Regions from separate parts of the Homo sapiens genome. Here region 2 is linked to region 1. Evidence: read pairs that join two places in POLR2A ChIA-PET (ENCODE). Cell type or tissue: OCI-LY7. All regions are shown on one strand. Links, peaks and the distances in the headings refer to the core of each region. The heading gives the core; the rest is flanking DNA. Region 1 overlaps MGARP (mitochondria localized glutamic acid rich protein). Region 2 overlaps ELF2 (E74 like ETS transcription factor 2).

Region 1 (4,405 bases), core at 1-4,000:
CATGAACATGACTCACTGCAGCCTCGACTTCCTGGGCTCAAGTGATCCTCCTGCCTCAGCTTCCCATGTAGCTGGGACCACAGGCAGTTGTCACCACACTTGGCTAATTTTTTAATTTTTTTGTAGAGACCAGGCTGCCCAGGCTGGTCTCAAACTCTTGGGTTCAAGTGATCCTCCTGCCTTGGCCTCTCAAAGTGCCGGGAATACAGGTGTGAGCCACTGTGCCTTGCCCAAAACATTCTTGGTAGAGCAGGACAACAGATACAACCAAGGTCTTGATGACTGAGCCACGAAATAAGCCAACCCTGGATATCTAGTTATATAATAACAATCTATCTAGTTATGTAATAATGATCTTTGTCATTTAATCCCTTTTGAGTATGTTTCTGTTATTTTTAGTAGAAAATGGAGGAAAATGCATTTGTATGTGTGGGCAAGGTCTCATTGCCCTCTAGCTGAAGAATGATAACAACTCCAGAATCCTATTCTTAGAGCCTGCTTCGTAGGATCACATGCAGTACCAATGATCTAAAGTGATATTCCTTAGAAACAGGGATTCTTTGGCCAGTCTTTTATGAGAAGAGTATTCCCCGGAGAATGGAGGGAGGAAAGCAGAAAAGGGCAGGGGGAAGAGCTAAGCAGGGAAGTCATCTCGGCTGGAGACCAGCTTCAATCTGCTCCTTGGGGTGGGCTGGAGCATGAACTATTCAATTGTACTGCAGAGTTGGTGCCATCTTTTGTAATACTATGGCAGTCAGTCATTGGTTGTGAACTGCCTATGGTGAGGGTGGGGTGTGGGGTGTAACACTCATAGCAGCTGGGGATAAATGTACCCAGTTAAGGGGTCCAATTAAGGGGATCTAGGCAGAGCATCGGCAGTGTCCACTACAATTTCCCAACTTACTCCATAGCCAAAACCTTACATGACCCTGCATGATCTAGCCCACCCTGCCTACCCACTCCCTTTCTCTCTGAGACCATCTCTGGCTACTCTCCCTCTTTTTCACTCCACTTTAGCCACACTGGCCACCTCGCAATTCCTCAAATTCCCAGCAGGATCCTGTTTTAGATCCTTTGCCCTTTTCTGTTCCCTTACCTGGCTGATTCCCCTAACTCCTACCATTAGATGGTCCCTTATATATCTTTCAGGTTTCTACGCAAAAGACACCTTCCTAGTAAGGCCTCTTTTGGCCATCCTATCTAAAATTACAACTTCCACCTCAGACTAACACTTACAATCCTTTTATTTTCGTTACTTTTATCCTTAGCACTTATCAGTACCTAACACACTATATCATTTTCTCATTTGTCTTCTTACCTGGTTCCACTCTAGAATATAAACCGGGAGCACTTAAAACAATACCTATTATGTTGTAAGTGCTCAGCTAATATTTGTTGAACACGTGAATGAATGAAAGATTCCTGGCACAAAGTGCTAATCTTCAATAAATATTGTTTGAACTGAACTGAAACAGAAAATATCTACATAGTCCCCTGTGTAAGTACTATAGATGGGAGAGGGCATACATATTGTTACATGCAGGGTTCTCCATAGATTATATGCTCTTTCTTCAATAATATTACGAAAGCCTACATTTCTCATGTGATGTTATGTACCTGTATGTTAATATGTATTATTTGTACATGCAAATATTAGTGAAAAAAGTAGAAGCACCAAAGCTTTTCTAATTTTATTTGACTCAAACTATATTTTAGACCTACATATCATACAATAAAGTAAGCTGAAAGCATAGTGAAATTAAAGTAAATACAGGTTGTATGGATAGCTCAATTTCTTTAATATAAAATGTAAATTCAGAGATGACTGGGATAAAAGAAAAGTGTCTAGAAAAAAAAACCAAAGATGAAACTATTTAAGCTCTTTACTGCAATGTCATATTCTGATCTCAGACAGTAGAAGAGTAGTAAGAAATGTACAATCTCAAGTCTCTCAGTCCTAAAATCTATCAGTGGATGCCAAAAATCTTCAAGACCCATTAACGTTTTCTAGAAAATAAGTCTTTTTTTTTTTAAACTAAGTGTACTAAAAACACAAAAGCACTTATCAGACACCCTATGGCATTTGTTGCTGAAATGTCTACCGGCTGGAGATTAGCCTTGAGCCGAAGCAGCCTCAGAGCCAACACTGGCTTCCTCCTGTAAATCATCTCCAGCAGAGGACTCTGACTCAGCTGGAGAATTTTCTTCTTCTAGTTCAGCATATTCATCAGAGGTTTCGTTCTTTGTTGTATCTTTATCATTATCGATGGTGACAGCTTCATCCAGGGCAGCATTTGTAACCTCTGGGGTTGTTTCAGGGTTTACTTCCGTGGTTTCCCTCGCCGCTGCATCTGTGACCTCTGGCCCGGTTTCAGCACTGACTGCTGTGGTCTCCGGAGCAGCCTCCACGTGACCTGGACAGGCAGATGCCTCTTTTATGACCACAACTGTAGCACTGGGACTTTCTTCAGCATCTACCACCTCAGCTTCCACTATAAGTTCTTCTGGGGCTTCTGAACTTGCTTTCTCAGTTTCCGCAACATTCTCCTTTTCACCTTTAAGAATTAGTCATTAAGCAAGGTATTAATTTAAAGATCGTGGGAAGGCAATGAAACACTGCGGTCGTTTAAACACCTAAGACAGAACTACATGCACTGATGTGTAACAGTCTTCAAGGTAGACTCTCAAGTGAAACAGCAAAAAAAGAACAATGTATACAGTCTGCTACTATTGTTAGGGCAAAATGAGGTTGGAGCAGGAGGGGGGTAAGTTGTATGCCTAGATAATTGTATTTGCAAAAACTCTCCAGGAGGATTCCAAGAAACTGGTTCTATTGGTTGCCTCTTGGAGGGAAAATGGGGGATCTGCTTTTCTGTAAACTCTTTGAACTTAAAAAAAAACACACTTGAATATATTACTTAGGCAAATATGAAGAATACAAAAATAAGTAGCTATCCTATTCACCTTTCATATGAGACAGCATGGAAGAGTAGCCAAGTTCCTAGCTGGTGACTCAGAAATCACTAATCCTCTCTCAATCTCATTTTTGTCATCTGTAAAATAGGGTATTGATAATATCTACTGCACAGGGTTATTGTAAAGATTAATTAAAATACTGTATATGAAAAGGGGATTAAAATAAAAAGTTCTATGCAAATGCTTATTAGTATTATAAACAACCGCATGATTATATTCAATAATATGTATTGATGATATTCTGTTTCTTATTATTGTCATGACAGGTTAAAACTGATTCATAAGCCCCTAATATCTCTATCCCTAAATAGTGATCATAGTAATTGATAATAATAGCTTGGAAAAAAGTATGGTTTAAAGCAAGAAGTGGCTAGGCATAGTGGCATATGCCTGTAATCCCAGCACTTTGGGAGGCTGAGGCAGGAGGGATCACATGAGGCCAGGAGATCAAGACCAGCCTGGGCAACATAGTGAGACCCTGTCTCTGCAAAACATAAAAAATAAATTTGCTGGGTGTAGCGGTGCATGCTTGTAGTCCTAGTTGCTTGAGAGGCTGTGATGGGAAGATTGCTGGAGCCCAGGAGTTCAAGGCTGCAGTAGGCTATGATTGCACCACTGCACTCCAGCCTGGTTGACAGAGGGAGAGCCCGTGGAGGGAAGGGGGAAAGGAAGGGGGAAGGAAGGGAGGGTGGGAAAAAGAAGTGTAGGAAGGAAGGAAAGAGTGAAAATATAAAGTTTCTGTTCCCATGGTCACCATTTTATCAACTGAAGGACTCATTATACACAACTGATTCTATTATGTCAAATGTACCTTGTTTGCACAAAGGCACACAGGTGGTCTTAGCCAAAACTGAAAGATAATTTGTTATATTATTATTTTTAGATAATGAGAAAAATGAAAGCTCATGCCTGCATGGGTGGATGCCTGAGCAGGGGAAAATAATATTACCACACAAAGGAGTCAAAAGTCACTGGTCAGCAATATAAATGTAAAACATTCATTTGTCAAATGCATTCATCCAAAAGGTGTAACAGTGTTCTTCAGGTTTCAGTTGAACTTTTCCTTTCTAAATGAACTTATACCTAGAGTCATTCTGGATTAAGCTAGGAAAGAAGCCAAAAGCAAATAGTGTTCATTGCTAGACTAAGTGGATGGAAATTAGTGCCTCAAAAAATAAATAAAAATAAAAAATTAAGAAATTCATTTACCTTGAAATGGATGTATCTCTGCTTTTGTTTTTTCTTTCAAATTTGTTTTATGTTCTGTGTGTTTGGCTTGGTCTGATGTGACTGTCTTGTAAGCCTGAAAGTAAATGTATGCTTAGGTTTATTTCTTGAGCTTTAAGATTTGTCACGCCACATCCAAAGGTACACTCAAGTCTCCCTGTAATCACCATTAGAAGTTTAAACCATAATCCCAGTGTAGCAA
Region 2 (4,405 bases), core at 106-4,105, 190 kb before region 1:
GAACACTCAATCTACAGTTCAGAGAGCATTAAATGGAAGATATTTCAAAACTAAATAAAAATGTAAAATAAACTTACTTTGTAAGTTACAAGCATGTTAAGAGGAACACTGATTACTTTTTTACTGCTTACTAATTTTATCTCATCATTTTTATTTACTAACTAAAATAATGCAAAATACAAAAATCTAAGAGGCTGTTCTCAGATCAATTTACAATAATGTACTAATGCCAGTTTCCAAAACTTAACACATTTTGTAAAAGTGAGCACTATCTTTTTATTTTTGTTTACATAAGTCAAGTAACTTTTAACAGAAATTTAAGAAATATTTCTCCTACTTGTGTCTGTAATTAAAAAAAAAATACTATTTTGTTCAGATCAATAATTCAAATAAAATTTAAACTATAATTTTGCACATTTAAGAATAAGCATGAATTTAACAGTGTTGTGCAATCAAAGTAAGCAAGCTACAAGCAAGAGCTGAAAAGTAGAATTCCTTATCTTACTTAAAACTTGACTTACTGGTATCTTTCTACATCTATGAAATTTATAGAAGGAAAAATAAATAACTCATTTTAAAAATAGAAACAATGAAGCTAAAAGTAGTCTGACAGGTATCATTTTCTAGTTACCACTGGTAGTGGCTATTGCTGGTCAATCCCCCTTGAAATAAATTTCAAGAACTGTTTTACTTTTTATTACAGTACCAAAAATAATATTTGCTTGTACCTTCATTTAATATTGGTAAATATCTTCTTGTTCCATTTCTATCTTTCTAATCAACCGGTGTTTGTATGGTACTGAAGACTATTCCAGACTCACTCAACAGCTGTTACAAAATACCAAACTTGGTAATTAAGTCTGACAAGAGGCATACCTCTCAGCTTTGCATAAAAGAATGCTGGCAATGGATCTAGTTCATAAAAATGTTCTCAAGTCAAAAATAAAATTTAGTAGCAATTTAGTTTGAGAGCAGTGAAAAAAAATTAGAAAACACTTCATTAGGTGATAGTGGTATTCTCCTATAAGCAACACTATAAACTAATAGTACAAGGTCTTCAGTCAACTGCAGCACCCGATTTACCACTACTTATCCTCTAATGCCCCAAAGCTATACCAGTAATAGGTAAATGAAGAATACAAATGAAGGCAATAAAAAGGGGGAAAAGGTAATTAAAGGTCTGGAATACTCCATCTTCACCTTTTCCCCCTTGACCTTTTAATCAATATACTTGCATTATAAAGTATAAAAAGGAAAAAGAATGGCAATTCTTTTTTTTTTTTTTTTACACTCTCGGAGGGGGAGAGCGAACTGCCCTCTGCAAGATGAGATCAGCCAGAAATTAAGTTTAAATTAATTAAAATTAAAAATTGAGTTTCTTAGCTACATTTTAAGTACTCAGATACATGCGGCTAGTGGCTACCATACAGTACAGACCTAAACAACACTGTAATTCAGCTATCCTCCGACCTTTTTTATCTGAGGACACTTTTACACTCAAAATACTGAAGACCTCGAGATTTTATCTGTATTTATCATATTTGAAATTACAAAGAAAACTTCAAAATTATTAATTCATTTAAAATAATACACCCATTACTGCAACCATAAATAACATTTTTTATGAAAAATAACTGTTTTTTGAGACAAGGTCTCGCTTTGTTGCTCAGGTTGGAATGCAGTGGCATGATCATGGTTCACTGTAGCTTAGATCTCCTGGGGTGTGATCCTCCTACCTCAGCGTCTCAAGTAGATGAGACCACAGGCACGCATCAGCACACCCAGCTAATTTTTTGATTTTTTTTTTTAGAGACGAGGGTCTCACTATGTTGTCCAGGCTGGTCTCAAACTCCCAGACTCAAGAGATCCTCCTGCCTTGGCCTCCCAAAGTGCTGGGATTACAGGCATAAATCACCATGCCTGGCCAAAAATAACTTAAAATAAAAAACAAAAAGTAAGTAGCTTTGTTTTTTACATTTTTGCAAATCTTATTATACTTGATTCAATAGAAGGCAGCTGAATTCTCCTTCCTCTTTCAATCTATTGGAATAACCCATCTATACATAGCTCCTAACTCCTCTGTACACTTTTGAAAGTGACAAGGCAAATAATGTCCCAGTATTATTTTCAAAACAGTTTTGTCTTTACAGATCCTGTGAAAGGCTCTTGGGACTCCCAGAATCCGGGTCAGAGAGTTTGGTTTTTGAGAAGCGCAGCTGTAATTCATCAACTGTAATTAATAACAACCAAATTCTATCCCCATGCTTATATAAGTTTTAGCTTCTAAACATAAACATCAGGGTGTAGATGACAAATTATGATTCTAGCCTAGGAGCTGTGGCTCACACCTATAATCTCAGCACTTTGGGAGGCCAAGGCAGGTGGATCACCTGAGGTCAGGATTTCAAGACCAGCCTGGCCAACATGGTAAAACCCCATTTCTACTAAAAATACAAAAATTAGCCAGGAGTGGTGGCTCACGCCTGTAATCCCAGCTACTTGGGAGGCTGAAGTGGGAGAATCACTTGAACCTGGGAGGCAGAAGTGAGCCAAGATTGTGCCACTGCACTCCAGGCTGGGCGACAGAGGGAGACTCCATCTCAAAAAATAAAATAAATGTAAAAAAAATAAAAATTATGATTCTGTAAGTAAAACAGTATTTGTCTACTCACAGATAAATGGTTTTTAAAAAGCTCTTCTTAAGCATTTCTTTGCATCCTTTTGAACATTTTGCTATAGATGACACAAGGAATCATTTTAAACAATTATCAAACATGAGGAATTATTTTAAATAGTTATCAAGAACATTCTGCTGCCTGCCCTTCTCCACCAACCAAATTTGTTTCTAAAATAGTTTTATGTTGAATGATTCTGATTGGCTATTTACACACTGACTGATGTGACCATGTAACTCAGTTTTTACATGAATTTTAGTACCAATGCTGCAATGAATTGTGAAGGGTAATTTCTTAAATTCATTTTCAAATGAGCTTTTTAAAAAGAAAACTAGTGTCATTCCTTGAGTTTCATTTTAATGTATCTATTCACATACTGCTTTTAACTTCTTTTCATACTGCTAATTTTTTTTCAATTTGATCTTTTCAAGATTGAGACTACATATTCCAATTTATAGTAAATCAGAAATGAGATTTTCAATTTCATAATGAACTTTAATAAAATAGATTTGTTTTCTGTCAGTGAAAATATTTAGGCTAAATTTCCAGAAAAATTTCACCTTCATTTAATAACTGCATTGTTGACCAAAACTTCTGATTACCTTATTTCGCAAATGTAAAAATAAAATAAAATAAGAAAAGACAAATAAAGGAAAAAGTCAAGAAAGGTATACTTGAGAATAAGGCAGAAATCTTCCAGAAAATCCAGACTGTTCATACACAATACTTTAACATAAATATTAGGAAAGTAACAATGCTAGACATTTGTTTTTCCTATATTAAGCTATATACACTAGAAATGAGCCTAAATTATTAATTAGACTATATTACAGACTTAAACATATAAAGAGCCTCAAGTTCCAATTTGGCACACATTTTTATTTTCAAAGACTGGATAAAAGAAGTTAACCTACCAATTACATAACGAACTTATAGACATATTCATTCACATGGTGTAATATTAGAAAAAAAAAAAAAAACCCAAGGAGAAGCCCTACCTTTCCATTAAGTATTTCCAAGCCACTTATTTTAGAGCTTTAAAAGTCATTAGCAATCATCTAGTCAACCCTGTCTTCTTAGAGAAAAATGAAGCCCTAAAGATGTTAAGTCACTAGCTAGTTTAGTGACAGCTAGATATAGATCCTCAACTCTTCAGGGTCAAGGCTCGTTCTCATACATCATATTGTCCATGAAATTTTAAAGTACGTCGAGTCTTTACTACAAACATACTTTGTAAAATGACAGTGAGTTTTAATAAATAAGCTTATTTATTTCATCCTTTACTCAAACTCCTCTGGCAGCATAAATGTTTATAGCTAAAGGAATGCACATGTGATACTTAACACCTCAAAAGGAAGAAAAGCAAAAGTATATTCGAGCTTAACATGTACCTTAACATGTAGCGACAGTGATAATATTAAGTGTTATATACTTGCTTAGAAACATGTTATGCTGAAAATATTAACCTAAAGCTTATCTCCTCTAGAAGTTGTATAAATATCATTCTACACTAATCATCAACCCATTATAGCAATCACTGGAACTATTTTTTACATTTATACATTATATAGATTTTCACCTGTCTCCCCAGACTGTAAAATCTTTGTGAGGAAGAATTCTCTGTCACACCTGATGACCTCCCTCAAGGAGATAAAAAGGTATTCTGTCCATTACACAAATACAAACTTTAGAAACATTATCCTACCAATGCTATTGAAAATTGGCAGCAA

Evidence for each region. ChIA-PET counts read pairs that join two places held together with the same protein. Peaks named below come from ENCODE experiments on the same cell type or tissue, not always from the same donor. Only the 100,000 strongest peaks of a DNase experiment are listed, where the experiment ranks them.
Region 2: POLR2A ChIA-PET joins it to region 1 with 5 read pairs; 3 of 35 experiments call an interaction of 5 or more read pairs at or near these places.

The regions. Positions count from the first base shown.
Region 1 is chr4:139,264,487-139,268,891 of GRCh38, forward strand. MGARP (mitochondria localized glutamic acid rich protein) reads right to left here. Exons shown (of 4, transcript NM_032623.4): 3 at 4,186-4,279; 4 at 1,679-2,555. The coding sequence ends at 2,113. Among named protein-coding and RNA genes, the nearest start is that of MGARP, 14 kb to the right of the region's middle. RefSeq lists enhancers at 1,661-2,860, 2,199-2,528 and a silencer at 2,669-2,768. In OCI-LY7, for the core only: no CTCF peak of the experiment used is centred there; a DNase peak (open chromatin) is centred at 2,385; H3K4me3 peaks cover 2,251 bases; H3K27ac peaks cover 1,953 bases.
Region 2 is chr4:139,077,304-139,081,708 of GRCh38, forward strand. All of the region lies in intron 4 of ELF2 (E74 like ETS transcription factor 2), which reads right to left. Among named protein-coding and RNA genes, the nearest start is that of NOCT, 64 kb to the left of the region's middle. In OCI-LY7, for the core only: no CTCF peak of the experiment used is centred there; no DNase peak of the experiment used is centred there.